2 separate regions of the Mus musculus genome follow, and region 1 is linked to region 2. A link is a loop called in an ENCODE intact Hi-C map of the cell type or tissue named here. Cell type or tissue: left cerebral cortex. All regions are shown on one strand. Each heading gives the region's core, and the rest is flanking DNA. Links, peaks and the distances in the headings are about the cores only. Region 1 has its middle 30 kb from the start of Sh3gl2. Region 2 overlaps Sh3gl2 (SH3-domain GRB2-like 2).

Region 1 (10,905 bases), core at 3,527-6,026, 150 kb after region 2:
TGGATGGAACACAGGGCCCCCAAAGGAGGAGCTAGAGAAAGTACCCAAGGAGCTGAAGGGGTCTGCAACCCTATAGGTGGAACAACAATATGAACTAATGAGTACCCCCAGAGCTCGTGTCTCTAGCTGCATATGTATCAAGAGATGGCCTAGTCGGCCATCATTGGGAAGAGAGGCCCCTTAGTCTTGCAAACTTTATATGCCCCAGTACAGACAAATGCCAGGGCCAAGAAGTGGGAGTGGGTGAGTAGGGAAGCAGGGAGGGGGGAGGGTATAGGGAACTTTCGGGATAGCATTTGAAATGCAAATGAAGAAAATATCTAATAAAAAATTGAAATAAAATAAAATAAAACCTTTTTAAAAAAGAATGCCTGTTGGATATTTAAAAAAAAAAAAAAAGGAATGAGGACATCCTAGCTTTTGCAGGCAAATGGATGGACTAGAAAATATCATCCTGAGTGAGGTAACTCAGACCCATAAGGACATGCATGGTATGTACTCACAAATAAGTGGATGTTAGCCACCACCACCATCCCCCAAAAGTACAGAATACCCAAGATACAGTCCACAGAATTCAAAAAGGTCAACAAGCTGAAGTCCCCAAGTGAGGATGCCTCAATCTCACTTGGGAGGGAGAAGAAAGCAATCACAAGTGGGGAGGGAGGGAGGGACCTGGGAGGGAAAGTGGATGGGGGAGGAGTGAGAGGAAGAGGGGAACCTGATCTGGTATTGGGTGAGGGAAAGGACTGAAGCCCTGAGGGCCTGCAGAAAGAATAGAAACAGGCAACCTTGTGAGATAGGAGGTTGGGAGGACCCTCCAGAATGCACTAGAGACCTGGGAAGTGAGATGCTCTCAGGACTCAAAGGGAAGGACCTTAGATGAAATGCCCAGCACTAGGGAAAGGGAAATTATAGAGCCCACCTCCAGCCGGAAGACAGGGCATCAGATGAGGGAGGGTCATCCCACAGTCACAACTCTGACCCATAATTATTCTTGTCTAAAAGGGATGGGAATGGAGAGGAGCCTGAGAAAAAGAAAGTCCAGGGACAGGCCCAAAGACGGATCCAGATCAAGGGGAGGTCCCAAGGCCTGACACTATCACTGAGGCTATGGAGTGCTCACTAAAAGGAACCTAGCTAGCATGGCTGCACTCAGGAAGACCCAACAAGCAGCTGAGAGAGTCAGAGGCAGGTAGTTGCACCCAGCCAATAGACAGAAGCTGTTGTTGAATTAGGGAAGACTGAAAGAAGTTGAGGAGGAGGACAACCCTGTAAGAGGACCAGCAGTCTCAATTAATCTGGACCCCTGAGATCTCTCACACAATAGACTATCAAACAGACAGTATACTCCAGCTGATATGAGACCCCAACACACATACAGTAGAGGACTTCCGGGTCTGGGATCATTCAGAGATGATGCACCTAACCTTCAAGAGACTGGAGCCTCCAGGGAGTTTAGAGGTCAGGTGGGGTAGGAGGCGGGGACATCCACGTGGAGATAGGGGAGGGGGGTTGGGCAGGAGGTTTGGGATGTGGAACAGTCGGAGGGTGGACAGGGATGTGGTGGGAATAAACTATGAAGTGTATTAATTAATTAATTAATTAATTTTAAAATAGCCTTTAGTTTTTAGTAATGTTTTACATCTTCAAGTGGGTGTTTTCTTTTCATAAGACAGTATCTGAAAGGAGAGAAATAAGCTTGTGCATGCGGCAGAAGAGTGTGGAGACTCTCTGCCCGATGATCTATGATACAGGCCGATTCTCCTTTGCTCCAGGGGAGAAACGGAGACACGGTTCTGCTGAGTGATAAATATATTCACAGCAAACATCACTAAGTCCTTAAAGCCCCAAGAATGAAAGATGAGGCTATAAAATGCATGAAGAATAGCACAGGCGATAGCGAAGCACAGCCGAGTTTCTTGGACCAGGGGAAACACAATGACTGAATTCCCTCTTACAGCATGTTGTTACAACAAAAATATTTATATTTCCACTGAGCACTAATGCTCTGGACTAAAAGGATCTGTTCCAAGCAGAGTCCCACACAGAAAACACATATTCTGAAGGTAACTGGAGAACATATGCTCACCATGTCCTATCACCCATGTCCAGGGATATTTATTAGTCAGACAGCATTTAGCCATGCCTGCAATCACTTGCAGTAAAAGGCATACATAAAAACAGATCCGATATTTTCCCCCTTGGATATTCCATTCCAAAGAGCAAGATGTATATGGCTTGTTCTTTCTCTATGGACACACACTACACATCTTTCTTCAGCAGGGAGATTCTTAGCAGCTGCATCCCACCAAATGAGAATCAAATTGATGGGGTTTTGATGTGTCTATCAAGAAATGAGGAAGAACGCACACACAATGGCTCTGCACAAAAGTGCTGCTCCAGCTACAGGGAATGGAAGGAATCATAAATTATGGGGGGAAAGTCAATGCAGGCAAGGATTATGAAACAAACTCCAATGATGTGAGCTGTGTTCTCTCCTGCCCTTCCCTACCCATCCACCCCCACTATCTCTCATTTTCAGGCCCATTACATAGAGTTTCGAGAAATAGTTCTCTACTGTAAATCTACTGGAAAAAGTACATGCTCAACTCTGATGCAGGAGTTACACAGAGCAGACTGGCTGTGGTGAGTCTAAAACATATAGGACTTCCCCACCACCACCACCAAAACACTCCCCCACACAATTACAAATAAAAAGTTAGGAGGCCACTAGAAACCTGGATTATGGAACCATCTTCATATTCTTAAATATTGCCAAGAAGTGTAAGCTTAGTGCTCCGGAGGCATCTGGGAGTGGGGGTGGGGGGTGGGGAAAGACTGGACCCTGCAAACTATAATACAGACCTTATAGGCAATAGTTGCATGATGATTGTGTGGTTACCACTGCTTTCTGATTGGTTTTAAACCCCGTTCCACTAGAGGGGATTATTCCCCTCTGGAGTTATAATTGTAGTCAAAAGCCCTTCCTTCCTTCCTTCCTTCCTTCCTTCCTTCCTTCCTTCCTTCCTTCCTCCCCTCACTTTCTTCCTTCTTTTCTTCCTTTGTTTGTTTCCACTCAGAGCAGTCAATGAAGAGATTCATAAATAACTGAAGTGCTGAGAAGTGACCAAGGACTCACGCTTAAACAAGACATCGTTATCAAATGCTCCCACGCTAACCCACGCAGAGGCTCAGGGAACACTGCAGAGGAGGAGGTGAAAAGATTGTAAAAAGCTGCATAGGGAGGGATGCTGTGTAATGCTGTCTTCCGGACATGCTATGACCTTCTCAATTAGGAATTGCCAGCAACCCTAGTTACTTTCACAAGATCTATATGAAGTCAAGCCAGATGAATCTCAACATCGAGGAGGAATTCTCAAGGTCTCTACTGAGAACCTTTTGGTTCTTCCTCAATTGGAAAGAGCTATTGGCAGTTAATAGTTGCTAGGGAAAGAAGAATCATTCTTTGAAGGTGTAGACATTGGTAGGTTACCAATGGATCCAGTGGATGACCACACACCATGTATATATGAAAAGAATAAATTGATTGTTTTTTTTTTTAAAGAAGTGCTGCTGTGTCTCTGGTATTTGAAATGGCATTTCTGCCATCTTTCCAGATTCTGGAAGGATCTCTGCGGTGGCTGTGCAGGGAGAGCCACAGGTCCAGCTCAAGCCCTATCCTCACCCCCATGGGAAACAGCACATGGCATCAGGAAGATGAAGTTCATGAAGCAGTAGCCACCCTGAGTGTGGATGTGCACTTGTTTGTCCTCCATACCAACAGACAATCCATCAAATTGAATGTGTGGGACAAAACCGGCCAGGAAATGTTTGGGGACAACCTGATAGCTACTACTTCTAAGCCTGGTGTGCTATTACGTTTGAGGCAAGGGACATCAAGAGTTACGTACGTGAACATACCTAATGGGCATGAAGATCTGGTACACATGTGCGAAAACATCCTCATTGTGCTGTGCAGCAACCAAGTGGATATTCAGGACAGGAGGCAAATCTATCATCTTCCATGGAAAGAAGAATCTTTCAGTATTATGACTGCTATGTCAAAAGTAACTACAGCTTCGAAAAGCCTTTCCTCTGGCTTGCCAGAAAGCTCATCAGAGATCCTAACTTGGTGTTTCATGGACCCAGCTTTGGCAACAAAGTTGTTCAAACGACTGCTTCCTGGATGAGAATGATGGCCTGTGACGTTAGCAGTGCTCTGTGTGTGTGTGTGTGTGGGGTGTATACGTGTGTGTGTGTGTGTGTGTGTGTGTGTGTGTGTGTGTGTGTGTGTGTGCGTGCACCACCTTATTTAGCTAAGCAGATTGTATACTTCATTGGGAAGCTGAAGGAAATGAGTGGGCTTCTGAGTGGATGCGGCAGTTAAAACATACCTTCATGTTTTGTTTTTTGTTGTGTTTGTTTGTACTTGAGTATTTTGCTGTTTGGAAGACAGCTGTTTCCCTCCTTAATTTCAATGATAAGACTGCTTCTACAGTCACATCACAATATTCGGTTTGTTTCTGTCAACCCCATTCTTTTCATTTAGAATCAGAATACAGCTGTATTTCAAATAATAATACAAAAGAAGACATGGAGCTGAAGGGGGGTGTATTAAGGAATCCATCAGGAGCTGAACCAAGAAGCGGGGGAGGACATGATCATATTTCATTGTATATATGTATGGAATTCTCAAAGAATAATTTGGAAAAATAGAAAGAAATCAAAGAAAATGATACAATTTTTAAAATCAAAAGATATGTGTATAACGTGGCCTTTGTTACATCAATGCCTCTGTCAACCAGAGTGACGTTTGTGAGTGAGGCTGGAAGAAGACCCACACGCCAGCAGCATCTCTACTGTGGCCTTCATGCAGGTTGGCTGAGCTGCAGGGCAGTACCCACAGAAGCCCAGCGTGGAGGATGCAGTGGGTGTGCTTGAAGAGGGCATGGACATAAAGTGTTGTAGCACTGTGGCAGAAGGAGCCACCAGATTGGATGTAGGAGGAAGATAGCGACTTCCAGACCCTTTTCTGTGGAAATATATTAAACCCTAGCCCTTCCCAGGGAGTAGACTTCAGGGACACATGGCAGGTACACATGAGAGATACTAAAAGAACCCTTCTGAAAGTGTGGTCTATAGATTGTCTTGGTCTGAATTGATTGGTGTGCTTTGTAAAGAAAGGTGTGGACATCTGGACTCACGCCAGCTTGTAGCATGTGGGTCTGTGTGAGAATCATGGGAGTGTGTAGTTGGATAAGTGCCACGGCGTGATATTCAGCAAAAGTGACATTTCAGAAACAGAAAAGAAGACTTTTTGCTTTTAATCTTACCAGGAGCTTCCTGTGTTAATGGATGCACATGGACATTTGCAGTTTATACCTATGTGAGCCTAGCTTTCCTTTTTTTTCCTCTTATTTGATATTTTCTTTATTTACCGTCCAAATGTTTCCAGATCTCCCCTTCAAAAACCCCCTATCCCATTCTCCTCCCCCTGCCTCTATGAGAGTGCTCCTCCACCCACACTCCTACTCCCGCCTTCCTGCCCTAGCATTCCCCATACACTGAGGCATCAAACCCCCACAGAACCAAGGACCTCTCCTCCCACTGATGTCCAACAACACCATCCTCTGCCACATATGAGGCTAGAGCAGTGGGTCCCTCTAGGTGTACTCTTTGGTTGTAGTCAGTCCCTGGGAACGCTGGGGATTCTGGCTTGCTGATACTATTGTTTCCTCCACGGGGCTACAAACCCCCTCATCTCCTTCAGTCCCTTCTCCAACTCCTCCACTGGGGACCCCACGCTCAGTTCAATGGTTGGCTTCGAGCATCTGCCTCTGAATTTGTCAGGCTTTGGTAGAGTCTCGCAGGGGACTGCCATATCAAGCTCCTGTCAGCAAGCACTTTCTGGCATCCTCAATAGTGTCCATGTTTGGTGACTGTATGGGATCGATCTTCAGGTAGGGCAGTCTCTGGTTGGCCTTTTTTTCAGTCTCTGCTCCTTACTTTTTTGTCTCCATATTTCCTCCTGTAAGCATATTGTTTTCCTCTTCTAAGAAGCACTAAAGCAGCCACACTTTGCTCTTCCTTCTTCTTGCTCCACTATGTTCATAGCAGCCATATTTATGATAGCCAGAAGCTGGGAAGAACCTAGATGTACCTCAACAGAGGAATGGATACAGAAAATGTGGTACATTTACACAATGGAATACTACTCAGCTATTAAAAAGAATGGATATATGAAATTCTTAGGCAAATGGATGGCACTAGAAAATATCATCCTGAGTGAGGTAACCCAATCACAAAAGAACACACATGGTATATACTCACTGATAAGTGGATATTAGCCCAGAAGCTTGGAACACCCAAGATACAAGATACAAGTCACAGAGCTTAGACTTCTCCAGGATATGCTCAGTCAGTTTCACCTCACAGTCTACTTCTGATGTACACATATTTAAATCTAAACCTGAGTGGCTTTCACAGCTACCTAACAGATTGAATCTGAGAGACTGTCAGAAAACCACATGGCATCCTTACAGCTACTTTAGCCTTCTCTCCCCTCTTTCTGTCCCTAAATACATGATAAGTATTTGTCCTTGTGCCCACAGATAAAAGTAGCCATCAGTGTCCGTCAAGGAAACTTATCTTTGCCATAGACAAAGAGCATTATAGAGAACCACAACCAATCAAAATACAGAGTGGTGGGGCCCAGACCTAGTGGATACCCTCACACAACAACTCCAGCACCCAAGAATCAGAGGATCAGGGAGTTTGTTGTAAGACTATGTCTCCTAGTAATGTCAGGAGCTACATGCATAAAATCCCACCAATATGACAGCCTAAACATGAACTGAAGAAGGACAATTACAATAAGAATGCTAAAGTCCACAGAGGAAAGCCTACAAGGCCTCAATCCTATGTAAAGAACTGTGGGCAACTAAGCAATATGGAGGGTGGAAGGACTAATCTTCCCTAGGGAAGAGCACACCAACTGGTCACCCAATACTACATAGTCATCCCTGAAAACATATGCATACAAGAAACATTATGTATATTGAGCAGGATATATAATACATATGCATATACCTACACATATATATATTGTAACAAAAAGCGATAGAAAAAGGCCATAAAATTTGGAAGACAGCAAGAAGGGGTATATGGGAGGGGTTGAAGGTAAGAAACAGAAGGGGGAAATGACATATCATCTGAAAATCAAAAGCAATAATAAATTTAAAAAGAAAACCATGTGTGCTGGTTTGGATGAGGGCGGTCCCCGTAGGCTCCCATGTTTCAATGCTTGGCTTCCTGTTAGTGATATTGTCTCGGAACAATTAGGAGGTGTGGCCTTGTTGGAGTAGGTGGACCTTTATTGGAGGAGGAATGTCACTGAGGATGGGCTTTGCAGCTTCAAAAGCTCATGTCAGGCCCAGTCTTTTTCTGTGCCTGAGACTTGTGTCTCAGATGTGAACTCTCAGCTTCTTCCCCAGAACCATGTCTGCTCTCTGGCCTTCATGTTCCCCACCAGGAAGATCAGGACTGGAACTACAAATGAGCCCTCTGTTAGATGTCTCATCTTACAAGCCTCCTCGGTCATCATGTCTCCTCACAGCAATAGCTCCGTAGCTAAGACTCCATGTGAGGTGAATGAGCTGAGCTTCTGCAGGTCTGACCTTCTGACTTCCCCCTTCTTAGCCTTGCAGACACATCGCTATCTCGGCTATACGTGTAGATAATGTGTCCTAAAAACCCAAGGTCTGCATGAGATAAATGACAAAATGCTTACCAAGGACATACCAGAGCCTTCTTACTAACATAATCTTAGTTAGACCAATTGGCATCTAACTTGTGTATGACAAAAATTCTCTGGGTGTTTCTGTGCTACATTAAGGGTATATCCAAAATGGCAACCTTGTCGCCATAGTACCTGCCCTGAATTGAGCCTTTGGACTATGTTTCCCATAAATAATAACAGCGAGTGTGAATGTGACTTTTGCATGTATACTTGCTTTCCCCCTTGGAATTTCAATTCCTTAAGAGTATAGACCACATTCTACATAGTAAGAAGTCATATTAATCAATTATGAACAAAGAATGAATGTGATTAAAGATTAAGAGAAGTAAAAAATAATGTGAGTTATCAAAGAGCCACATAGCCAGTTAGAACCTTCCAGAACCAAATTCTAAGAAGGAAAAATGCCTTCCCACTCACTGGGGTGATTTAGACAGTAAACTTCCAATACATGAGCTCCCCCTGCCCTGGGGGGATGACGGCACACATGTGTCAACCCTGCCCAGGGCTGAACAATCCAATAGATTTCTGCAGCCCAAAACCATCACTGCATTCTCTTTACAGCATCTTCTCTCTCTGTAGGGCACACTCCATCCTCTTACCACACGTAGAACCTTGCCTTCTCTTCACCCCACAGAGCTTTCTCCATTCACTAACTCCATCTCTACATCCAGAGAGCTCACTGGATTCTCCTTCTCTTGATAAACACACAAGTCCAATCTATTGGGTCAAGCCAGAAACAAGAAATTGTTTTGATTTTTTTTCCAAATAAGAAATTACATCCTTAAGGCCAAGAAAATGAACACAACTTGTAAGTTTCAGGAAACCCCTGAAGCTTACAGAATATACAAGGCCCCTCTCTACAGTTATGCAAGCAATATAGCTGCTGAAGAAATGAAACTCTGGCCAACAGAGCCACCAGCAAGTTGTACAAGGGCTCAAGGGATGCAGATGTCATGAGTTGTCACACATGCCATGCCAAAGGGTGCTCCTTGGTGATGTGACTTCTTTGAAGTTGTTTATGCTACTGTGACTCCTCATCTATCCTCTGTTAGTAAGCCCAATACTCATTGGTTCACTAATCTAGTCTCAGATGAAATTGTTCCTCTGCCTTTTGTCAGTACCTATCTGAGAGAAGAGATGTTTGTTCTTATCTCCCCAAACACACAAGTGGGTAAGTGTCATGTTATTCCGCATTGTCTATGGGATCTCAGATACTGAGTAACAGTGGCACTTTGCGGGCACAAAGACCCATGCACTAGACTGAGGGAACTGTGTGTGTGTGTGTGTGTGTGTGTGTGTGTGTGTGTGTCTGTCTGTCTGTCTGTCTGTCTGTCTGTCTGTCTGTGTCTCTTTGTGTGTGTGTGTGTGTGTGTGTGTGTGTGTGTGTGTGTACAATACATATGAAGGCATATTTGTACCCTTATTCTTATTGTTTCTCATGTGGGGATCTTCTCTGCCCCAGGAAATAATCTCACCAATCTGTCTCATTGTGATATCTTTCCTTATAAGGGGATTTTTTTAAAATTGTCATTGTCCTGTCGTTATCTTGGCATGGGAATTGTACCACTGGGCCGAGGTGATGTCTTTGCACTACTCTTTTACATTGGTGCAGGGGGTCACCCATCCTCATAAATGGAAAGTTTATCTGTCATGCAAAAATGTGTCTATACCAAAGATGACCCCAAAGTAGAGGGTTGTCAAATTCCCACCCCACTGCTCTAAACTGAATAGCTGCCACTTCGAGTCCCTCATGTATGAACACAATATGGCCAGGGTGGGAATCGGCTCTCTGCACCTCTGTCAGGCAAACAGCCTACTGCTACTTCCATACACAGTTACCACTATCTGTGTGAGCGTCAAGGCTCTGAGGATCCCTAGTGCTGCTCACAGAGCTATGCGCTGCATCCAACATGTTGTATGTTTTAGAGTTCTTCTTAGTTTTCTGAAATGGTGTCCACTGAATCCCAGTTCTTTCTGAGAAGAAGCAGATAGAGAGCGGCGACCATTACTATTTTAACTTTCAGATCTGTTAGAAAAGCATTTCCTATCCTCTTTGCTAAAATAAGGACTCCACTGCAGTATCCTCAGAGGTGAGACATATAGTCTGAAAAAAGATTGAGCTTAAAGTGACATCTTTTTCATTCTATTTTTTTTTTTTAAGTATGAAGGCAAGCCAATGTAGCTAAACCCATCTATAGCCTTTATGGTTTATATATTCAGTGTTACAAAAACTTATGTTATAAAAAAAATGGATTTTTTCTCTTTTTCTTCTTGCCATCCTTGACTGGCTTGAGACAGATGTCCTATTCCTGGTGGGTTCTCAGTCTCCCCTCCACCACTCTCTGTGTGTATCCCCTTCTCCTACTCCTTTCTCCTCTGTTATGCTGGGACATGGGTCTCTCTCCAACATAGACAAAAGCATCCTTGAGCCTAGAACTGTGATATCCAGTAACTCCAGGGACAGACCCATGTCCAGTTACACCAGTTGCTGAGCTGAGTTAGGTCATTGCAATTCCCAGAGTTCCTGAAAAAGCATAGAATAGGTGCTGGAGGAAGACACAGAATTCTGGTGTACAACTACATTCTGCTGAGAGTAACTTCAAACATATCTGTTTAATCAGATACACCACTTCTGTGATGGACATGTGAGGTCCTGCAAGATCTGTGGATGGACACTTAGACATGTCATATAAGGGTTGGGGTGTTGCTGTTTCATTTGCCTGTCCGAAGTCTTAGGTTCAATTCCCTGCACCGCACAATGTTATAATGTATCATATAATTTGAATTAAGATAAAACTGCATTCTTTTGATGTGTACAAATTCTAAGACCATTATCATCTTTACCTTAATGCCATCTGTTTTATGATACCAAAAAAAAGTATACAACTTAGGGGTGGGGGAAGACTTTAAAGTGTTTTTATCTGCTCTAGAAAATAGTTTGGAAGCTCATCAAACAATTAGAATATAATTCCCGTACACCCCACTAATAGGATTACTGGATATCATGAGTATTTACCCAAGGGAAATGAAAACTAGTCCACATGAAACTTGTACATCAAAGTAGTATAGTTGACAGTACTAAAAACCCCAAATATCTATCATTAGTA
Region 2 (10,905 bases), core at 4,072-6,571:
CACAGGAGCATTGCTGAGCTCAAGACAAACTGAATTCCCCAAAATGTGAAGCATTTTGTGATCATATGTGCATAGGCAGGCAAACTCACACACACACACACACACACACACACACACACACACACACACACACACACCTTCCAGGGAGAGCTTAAACACCAATTTGAACACAAATCAGATTAGACAGACCTGGAGGTGACTTCTAGTAGACCAGACTAAATAGATAAAAGAAGAAAATTGAATCACACTATACATACAGTAGGAAAAATCACAGTTCACCTAGCCAAGTGGCTAAATATACATGTAAATTATCAAACAAATAACATCAATAAATTTCCAGATGAGGTACTCATTATCTAGAGATATAATATATCTATATACTAAGGGATTTTTAAAGAGACTTCTTGTTTTTCTTAATAAGTATTCACCGTGTTTGATAAGCATGATGAAGTGTAAAATAATTAGCAAATACATACATGTCATATATATATACATATATATATACACATATATATATACATATACATACATATACATATAAACAAACACACATATATGCATACATATACAAGCTGACAAGTATTTTGTAATTATTTCACTGGTTCAAAGATTGTGTCAGAATCTTGCTATTTTATTGAGAGATTAATACTGAAAATCACTGTTTATATTGTTTGGAAATTTATAAGAAATTCAAAGGTCTTTCATCTCAGTAGGCCCCTGAGATTCATTATTTAACCAAATGTACCAGCGAGTCACTTTGTACTGAGAGTTGATTTATAGGAAAGGCAGAAAATCATTTATTCATCCAATAATCCTGACTAAATTATTAATAACAATTTACAAATACATGCCATGTGGGTAATGTTAAAGACAAATGCAATGCTACCAGAGAATTCATTCATCCAAATGTGTTGAATTCATATTGCATATGAAGGAGATAAAGTTTGTGTTGTTTTGTTATGTTGTTAAATAGTAGACACAAGAAGTGCTAAAAGGTTATCCTTTGTAATTCCAGAAAAGTGCCTTATGTGGCACTGCTAAGTCAATGAAGGTATCCCTGAAAGAGGGCATGGCGTATCAACAAAGCTGGGGTAATACAGTATTACAAAGACCCAGCATACTCCACTCAGAGCCCCCTGGATGTTCACTTCTCACCTGCACTTGACACATCATGCTGGAACGAATACAACTTGATGCTGCTCAGATAGAAACATACATTACTGACAACAGAAAATGGTTAGTGGATGCAGAACAGCAGTGATGATAAATGGCACCTGGACCAGACATGGAGAACAAGAGGCCCCAGGATAGATGGAGGCCAATGAGCCACTTGCCAAGCACAAAATTGATAAACTAGGTTAACAGCATACTCAGGTTAGATAACAAGTATGTAACGAACACTTCCAAGAAAAACTAGCTGCTTGGGAGTGTGTGGAGCAATGCTTTCTTTTGGCTAATGGGACACTTAACTATATTCAGCAAGTACTGTCTAGCCCAGAGATAACTGACACACAACACTGAGAGTCAAAGAGACATTGCACACGTAAGAAACTCTAAAATAATAATGCTCACTCTGTAGGAAGTAGTCATAATTACACTGCCTTCACTTGCCAGGCACAGACGAAGTCTTTGTTGCATGAACAACATGGCTAGAGTGGCTCACATCTTTATTCCCTATCATTTGAGAAACAGAGACAAGAAACTCTCTCTGAACCTGAAGCCAGGCTCACTTACACAGTTAGTTCTAGACTACCGAGGGCTGCATAGTGAAGACCCTTTCTTAAGTAAGAAGTGAAGGCAGAAGGCATGCTGAGATTCTCATTTTCTGGGTAGCAATCCTATGGCTTCCTCATTACATCATCCTGGCAGAGGTATCACTTTCTCAATTACTGAGATTCCTCTTATAGTGTCTCAATTAACTGTATCACTGCTAAAAATGCCCAGGAAAAATAAGCTTTTTGTTTTAAAAGATTTAAGATGAAGCAAGGATTTATATTTGCTCACAATTCCAGGGTGCACTCTATCATGCCAAGGGAGTCATGGCAAGCACTTGATCTGTCATGTTTCACCATGGGAAACAAAGGGAGATGTCCAGTATTGTTCACTAACTTCTTGGTTTTATACAGTCTAGGTCCCAGGCCCAGGGGATGGTGGGCAAAGATATTACTCTATCATAAATTGCAAATGAGTTACCATTAAAATGACATGTGTCTAATTATAAAAATCTGCTTATAAAATAAAAAGACAGAATTTGTGTGCACAGTGAAACTCTGTCTCAAATAAACTACAAAGCTAAAGCAAAGAAACACGAATGAGGACCCAAGGAATCTAAATGGTCTCCTGTGTGAGAATTTCCTTGAGTTTTTACTTTTCTTTTCTTTTTTATTTATTAGGTATTTTCCTCCTTTACATTTCCAATGCTATCCCCAAAGTCCCCCATACCCACCCCCCCCCAATCCCCTACCCACTCACTCCCCCCTTTTGGCCCTGGCGTTCCCCTGTACTGGGACATATAAAGTTTGCAAGTCCAAAGGGCCTCTCTTTGCAGTGATGGCCGACTAGGCCATCTTTTGATGCATATGCAGCTAGAGACAAGAGCTTCGGGGTACTGGTTAGTTCATATTGTTGTTCCACCTATAGGGTTGTAGTTCCCTTTAGCTACTTGGGTAATATCTCTAGCTCCTGCATTGGGGGCCCTGTGACCCATCCAATAGCTGACTGTGATCATCCACTTCTGTATTTGCTAGGCCCCGGCATAGTCTCACAAGAGAGAGCTATATCTGGGTCCTTTCAGCAAAATTTTGCTAGTGTGTGCAATGGTGTCAGCGTTTAAGAGAACCTGAAATATCAAGTCCCATGAAAACCTTAGATGTGGCCTTGACAGTGCTCGTTTCCAGGACTAGATAGGGGAGTTAGCGTCTATGCTTGAAAGGCCAAGATCAAAATGAAAAGCCAAGCAGTCATCTTGACAAACTGCAGTGCACAGGGCTGCAGAGAGACCACAAGCCCAAGCACATGGCAGAAAGATCCAGAGAGGAGTGGGTGGACTTTCCGTATTCCCCACCTTGATGTAGCCTATGTGTTCAAAGCAAGCCAGGAACTAGTGTCAGGCTTCCAATCTCCATCACATTCCCTAAGAGGAAGAAGAGCACACAATTCACTTCCAGGGCAGTCTCTGCACCATCACCTTAGTACCAAGTCAATATTTTTGTGTATATGTGCCAAGAAGTGGTACAACGATTTCAATCTTCAAATTGAAGACAGATAAGAACCCATTTCTTCTGCTGATAAAATACAGCTTTCCCACTGATGGTTACTAAGTTTATGAACAAGATACTCAACAACAGATGAGGATCTCTGCAACAACAAAATAGAAATTAAAAGGACTCTGTTATCAAAGGAAGGTGCACGGAAGCCACAGTGAAGTGAAACATCGCACCATGTCTCATACAGATGCATAATCCTCTCAGTCAGAAGCAGAATAAATACTGAAACATGGGGAGGAGCCTTCACCTTCACAGAGCACAGTACTTTAAATATGAATAACCACAGGGGCATTGAAACATCTAAATATACAGATAAAGTTATGATGCTGTTCCTTCCTCATATTTATGAGCTGCCTTGACCTTGGCAGATCACAAAAAAAAGAAAGAAAGAAAGAAAGAAAGAAAGAAAGAAAGAAAGAAAGAAAGAAAGAAAGAAAGAAAGAAAGAAAGAAAGAAAGAAAGAAAGGAAAAGAAAACACTGACTAGACTTAGGCCTGGGAAGAATTTCTAGGAACAATCTAGAAATAACTGAATCATGCATACAGGGATTTATGTTTTAGAAGCTACAGTTTCTTTTCTTTTTTTTTTAAACCAAGTTAGAAAGAAGTACTACTGGGGGCTGTGGAGAGATGACAAAGCAACACTTGCTGCCTGTGGGAAGATGTGCTGCATTTTCGTGACTAATGACTAGCTCCATTCCACTGTTCCTGGTATACTCAAGGAATATGAAAATAATCCTCAAGGTCATGTATCTGTGCTTACTAAAGCAGAGAGCTAAGTGAAGATTCTTTAAGATAAGAACAGTATGTCCCATCCTTCTGACACCCCCATTTATTTGCTGGTATAAAGTTGACCCATCAAAGTTAGTGGATGGAAGGATAGAAGGATGGGAGAAATAATGTATATCAGGCCATAGGCAAAAAGGATGCTGCTCGCTCCCTACAGCCGTGTTTCTTAATGCAGAACCATCTGAGCCTCTCCCAGACTAATTAAACCTCATTATCCTATACTATTAGATAAGAAGACTGAGAAATGGAGCTTAGGAACTCCCCTGTAAATGTAATAAATGCTGCCACATAGTATTTCACACATCCTTCCAGGCCTGACCCCAGTGGTGTGTCTGATCAATAAACAGCATCTCCTCTCTACTGCAGTTCGTCTGCTGCTGGCAATAGGACAGGGTGCTTCTAAGTCACAGCAAGAAGCTCCTGCTCCCTGTGAGTGTGGAAGGACATAAGCCAGGGCTGCAAAAGCAGCGCGCTGGATTCTGCCTCTGCTTTCTGCTGAACGTGTTTACTGCTTCCCCATATGGCAAATGCTAAAGTCTTACCACGACCATCTGGAGATGCAGAATATTCAGCTACGAAAGTATCAGTTGGAACTTAGAGTGTTCTGCTTAGAAGCATGGAGTTCACCTAGAAACTCAGTTGTGTTTTGCAAGAGCCCAGTCTAAGCAATAGCAGGAAAATACACAAAATACACAAAAATATGTGTTTACAGGCCTGTGATCACCACCCTGCACTAAAATTCATTAAATATGTAGGATACACAGGTTTTGAACAGAATCTTAAATTTGAGAAGATCCTAGGTATAGCATCCTACAGAATAAAGGAAATACATCTTTAAGTAGTACCACTAAAAAGACCAACACATTGATAGCTATCATTGCATACTGTGCTTGCTTCACATAGCTTCATGAATTTTACCGTCTCAGAAATAGGTAGTGTCCAGCAATCACTGCCTGTTTCTCTGCCATGTTATCTCCCTTCTACATCCTGTCAGCCTCTGGAAGAGCCATGAATCCTCAGCAGATGCTGTGCATCTGGCTCCTCAAAGAAGGCAGGTAGACTTCCACTAAGTGTCACACGCTAGAAAGGAGGCAACCGAGGTCCACAGAGATCTGGAGAGGTGACTTGGAAAGGCAGGGAACAAGATGCTCTCAGAACTGAGTAGGGATGTGGTTGAGTAGGAATTAGACTCCTCTCGGGACTGCACTGAAGAAATTCAGAGGGAGATTGGTAGAGAACTGACTTCAGTTAACATAAGAAAAAAGTCTGTAATTACATGCAAAAGTGTCTAAAATAGAAAATATTTTCATTGAAAGGAAGAGGTATATTGGAAAGGTTTTGTTCAGAGACTCGGAGACTTAGCTGCATAAGCTGTATGATCCCCCTGCCTCCAATTTTTAGGAGTTGGCACTTTGCTTCTTCCTCTGAGGTCCCAAAGCACACACAGTACACTTAGCAACGCCCTGGATCTGATGTCAATGCTTTGTATTTCAATCTCCCTCCTGAGTCAGAAAGCCACTTGTAAACAAGATGCATAGTCTTATTCCTCTCTGCATCCACTGTCCTTCCACAGTATCTAGAACATACTAGAAGCTCAATCAATATTTGTTAAATTAATTAATAACAGTTCAGCTGGTTAAAAAAAAATAACATTAATGTGTATATGTCTATGTGTGGCTATGCGCAAATGTGGTTTATTACAGTTTGTAAGTGTCCTCGGGAAAGGACTGTGAAGGCCTGGCCTCCCAGTTAAGAGATGCATCCACTGAAAATTAAATCATGAATGAATGACTCTGACTTAGTCAGTTAATAAATCTATTGGTAGACCTGTAACTTGATGACATCACTGGAAAATAATGGAAACTCCTAGAAGTGGAGCCTAATAGAAAGAAGGTCCCAGAGGGGTGTGCCTTTGAAGGACACTTCTTGCCTCTGGCTTCTCTGGGTCTCTCTCTATTTTTCAGATAGCATGAGATGAACAGTTCTGACCCAGCATCCCCTTTGGTTTGGGAAGATCCAACAAATGGAGCTAACTGAGCTCAGACTGAAACCGGGAGCCTCATTGAATCCATCCTCCATTGTACTGTTTTAAAAACAACTACACCCTGACTAACATCAGGAGCTGGTCTCTATACACATATGAATTTATACTCATGCAAATGTCCCTTTCCCTTACATGAATTCTTTGCATTCCCATGTTAGTCTCGATGTGTAAGCTCTTAATGGTGCTGCCTGGTGGATCTTTAAGCACCATGGATAAATGCACAGATGGCCCATTACGTGTTAGGACATCAGATACCGTACTGGAAACAGGCTAATACCCAGGGCCTTACGCTCTGCTGAGGAATATCACAAATCTGCGTCTGTGTCTAGATACAAATCATACGTGTTTGGTTTCATGAACATGCCAATGAGAAACAGGTTTTCACGGCTGGGTTTAGGAACTTGGTAAAACATCTTTACTGAAGGCTTTAATAATGATGTCATGCCTGATGATCCAGCACTGAAAGGGCAGCAAACCTCGTGAAAGCTCACAGAGAAGGGCTTCCTGAAGCAGATTTTTGAACGAAAATAAACACTGGCTTCTAACCGTGCTTAAGAGCTAGATGACAACCTATCCTTTTCAGCTTTGTCAGTACACTGGGTAAAGGAAAATGTCAAAATTTTAAAAAACGGCTCAGATTTTCAGAGAGTGTTGCCACCTAAAATCCATCCACAGGTGACATTATGAGGTTTTTTTTTTCCTTTCTTTCTTTTTATTCATTTTTATTGGTTATTTTATTTATTTACATTTCAAAGGTTATCCCCCTTCCTGGTTTCAGGTAGCCCCCTATCCAACGCCCCCCTGCTTCTATGAGGGTGCTCCCCCACTCACCCACTCCAGTCTCACTGGCCTGGCATTCCCCAACACTGGAACATCAAGCCTTCACAGGACCAAGGGCCTCCCCTCCCATTGATGTGCAAAAAGGCTATCCTCTGCTACATATTCAGCTGGAGCCATGGGTCCCTCCATGTGTATTCTTTGGTTGGTGGGTTAGTCCCTGGGAGCTCTGATATTGTTGTTCTTCCTATGGGGTTGCAAACCCCTTCAGCTCTTTCAGTCCTTTCTCTAACTCCTCCATTGGGGTTCCTGTGCTCAGTTCGATGGTTGGCTGCAAGCATCTACATCTGTGTTGGACAGGCTCTGGCAGAACCTCTCTACTCAGTGATTAAAAACAACGACTTCAGTATGAGGTTTCTCAATCCACCAGTTAGCTCATCTGGGCCATGGCAGACTGCACTGAAGTTTCTCCTTATGAAACTCTAGAGAATAAAATGGCTTCTTCCAGGCCCTGCACATCCTTCTTGGGCCTCAAACAGATATTTCAACATGCACCATAAGGATTACTTTTTCTTTCTTTCTTTCTTTTTTCTTTTTTCAAATTTCAGAAAATCACTTTAGAAATTATTTTATATGCATGAGAAATAAATAATACATTTTAATATAGGTGAGGATCACAGGTCTGAGATGTGGACAGGAGCGGAGTAAATGTCCAGTGTATACAGGGCCTTGAGTTTCGTAGCAGCACATTTACATGTATCACACACACACACACACACACACACACACACACGAGCCATACAGCAAGACATAAACTCATAAACAAAAGTGGACAAAGGTAACAAAACTGACCTCTATATATAGAAAAAAATAACAGCCTCACCACAAAGGTATTAAAATACAAGGAATTATAACAGCACTGAGAATGGAATTCTTTTTATCTAAAACATGAAATACCTACAATTCAGGCTTTATTTTTAGTTCCAGGAAGAACTAAGATCTGTTACAACAAAGAACCTCAAATGAACTTCATATTTCTTTAAAACTAAATCTTGTAATCGGGTTGGATTTGCATAGCCTAATTTCTTAAATGGGGCCAAGAAGTCTTTAAATAGCACTCTTTAAGCATCTCTGAAGCATCCTTCCTTCATCCAGTAAATTTAAAGCAAACTGAAGTGTACTATCTGAGCCACACTGGGGTCAGCAGGCTGCACATCTAGCAGAGCTCTGACCATAACCTCATGGTAGAAACACATCAAGCTCAGGAGTCAAAAAGTATACACAAGCACATATACACATGCATATATTTCCTCTATATGTAATGCACTTAGGAAATCGAGTCTGTTAGTTCAGTCCTCAAAAATGATATGTTTGAAAAGCCAAACTTAGAATATGTTCAAACTGGAATTATTCTACATATAGGGTTCCTGACTTCTTTAAAGTATAATTTCTCTAAGGAAGAATCACTTGATATAAAAAGAGACCAAGAATATTTAACACCATAAATACAAAGCATAAAACACAACCATCAGTTAGGATGTGGAATCACGTAGTGGTACTTAGCCAGAAAGGCAAACTAAAATACAAGTCAAAGATGGGCCCAGGTGAAAGACCAGAGAAAGGCAGTTTAGTGCTCAGATGCGGACATGGGAACCAGGAAGAGCACAGGAGTCATGGAAAAAAGAATCCAAATCAATGAGGATAGCTCCAACCTGGACAGACTACCCACTCTACCCCAGGGCTCCATGGGCAGTGTTGACCCTCATACCAGTCCTAACAGAGTCAGAAGAAAGGGGTTTTCTCACTAACTTTGAATTCTCTGCATAAGGTCTGAGAACAACACACACCAACTCCGCATGCTTCCAACAGGTCAAGCATGAAGATGTGATTTTCTTAGCACTTACATTTGGATGGACAAGTAAGTAACTACAAACAATGGGGGTATGTAAGATGATACACACTTAGGAAGTCACCCTAAGACCCTTTAGATTAGACAGAATTTAGATTAGACAGAATTTAGACAGAATTTGGATTACCAACAGCAAGTTCAAGGCTGCTGATAAGCCATTCTGTTTTGATGAAACCTAAGTATATTTAAATAAGTTAGCTGGAGACTGAAATGAGACAATAGAAATTCATTTAGATTGTGTTCATGAATATACCAAGGTTAAAAGTTCACAAGGAGTCAAAGGTCTTGGTCAAGCTTACAGAGCATCCAAGACACACAGTTCTGCCAGATATGACAGCACATCTTCCACCTGGGGTATCCTCCCAGGCTATTCTCCTAAGTTTTCAGTCTTTAATATGTGTCAAGCAGTGATTGATTGTATATTGTTGTCAGGGTTGCAGGTAAGAAGCAGAAAAATAGCTTAATACAGAGATACACCTAAAACCCTCTCTGTGCTATAGCTTGCTACAATACACTTGCAATAGTCTCTGCTTACATTGTCTTTTTCACGATTTTTGTTGAGCTAAAACCATACAGCAACCTTACTGTAGACTTCCCTAACTCCTGGGAAGGCTTTTATGTGAGGAGGACTTTTAATGTCTTTATTCATTTTAGCATAAGATTAGACTTAAGCATGAAGAAGACAGGAACATATAAGGAAGATCTAAGTACACAGGACCACACGGCTAAAGCTGGAAGAAGAAAAACAACCATACAAGTCCTCACTCATAAAAGAAGTATCCATTAATACAAAAGAAATTATAATGAAGATAGTGTCTCTCATACACGTGCTTAACAACAACAACAAAAAGATTCAATGCACTATATCCAATTTATGGTGGAAAAATTATTGTGAAAAATTTTTCCAGGGGGAGGAAAATAAAATGACTCATGAATTATTTTGGAAATACAAATTACCCCTGCAGGGTCTGGTAAGTCAACAGTCTGGTACTGTATGGGTGATGGGAAAGCTCATGACAGGAGACAGGTTAACAGGCAATGTGGCAAAGGGTTAAAATTAGGCATTCACAGGCACATGCACACACACACACACACACACACACACACACACACACACACACACACACAGAGGAACACACAGGAACACATGTTAACACCCATCATGCTTTATGAAACACACATTCTAAGAAAAGGAAGACAGACTTTATAAGGTATAGGCCCATAGCCAGAACTGTGGCATGGAGGTTCAGACCCCTGGAAACTAAGACCTGCTTAGTGCCCAGGGGAAAAACTTCACCAGCGTCACTTCAGAATAAAGGGGGCAAACTCTCATGTGCTCCAGTACTAAGCTATTTAAAATAATATTTGAAATATTATTTATACTCAACAAAATTATTTTGAAATTGCTCAGTGTGTTCTGATGAGTCTTTCACTCTAGATCTCCAGACATTTTATTAAATTACTTTTCAAAAGAATGTTGGTAAACTATCTAAATGCACATGTTAATCTAGATGCATAATCACACTCATTTAAAAAAAATCAAATCAAAGAGTATACCGTGAGAATGTGAGCAATAATCTCACAATTAATTGATCTCAGAAACACCTCCAGTTTCCTTATAAAAAGTGTTTTAGAGACAGCTGGTGGTGGTGCACGCCTTTAATCCCAGCAGAGAGGAGGCAGAGACAGGAGGATCTGAGCTCTAGGTCACCCTGGTCTACAGAGAGAATTCCAGGACCTCCATGGGTTCACAGAGAAACCTTATCTTAAAAAAACAAAACAAAACAAAACAAAACAAAAACAAACTAAGCCAAACCAAATGAAACAAAACAAAAAGAAGTGGCTCACTTAATAATTATTAAAATGTTTTTCTTTTCCCTCTGAGCAAATAGAAATCCCTCAGCTAGCTCTCTGATGGTTCTCGTTTTATGAAAGGTAAGAAATCCTGAAGGCAACAGTATATAACTTCCACATCTCATTTGTGTTAGCTCTCCTTTAAAACTGTAGGGTCTCTGCCAATGGCTGACAATATCTTGAGGGATTTATTAGAGGTTCCTGGACTATCATCAGCCACAGTGCAATAACAGACAGGACAAAGCGGTGAGCTTCATTCAGGTCAGA

Evidence for each region. A loop is a pair of places that touch in the nucleus more often than their neighbours do. Peaks named below come from ENCODE experiments on the same cell type or tissue, not always from the same donor. Only the 100,000 strongest peaks of a DNase experiment are listed, where the experiment ranks them.
Region 1: a loop joins it to region 2, with 2.6 times the contacts of the local background. A loop is called at or near these places in 2 of 42 quality-filtered maps.

What each region holds. Positions count from the first base shown.
Region 1 is chr4:85,169,759-85,180,663 of GRCm38, reverse strand. It overlaps the pseudogene Gm2700. Among named protein-coding and RNA genes, the nearest start is that of Sh3gl2, 30 kb to the left of the region's middle. In left cerebral cortex, for the core only: no CTCF peak of the experiment used is centred there; a DNase peak (open chromatin) is centred at 4,999; H3K27ac peaks cover 582 bases.
Region 2 is chr4:85,319,275-85,330,179 of GRCm38, reverse strand. The region is part of intron 1 of Sh3gl2 (SH3-domain GRB2-like 2); the gene reads right to left. Among named protein-coding and RNA genes, the nearest start is that of Sh3gl2, 120 kb to the right of the region's middle. In left cerebral cortex, for the core only: no CTCF peak of the experiment used is centred there; DNase peaks (open chromatin) are centred at 4,548 and 5,055; H3K27ac peaks cover 1,772 bases.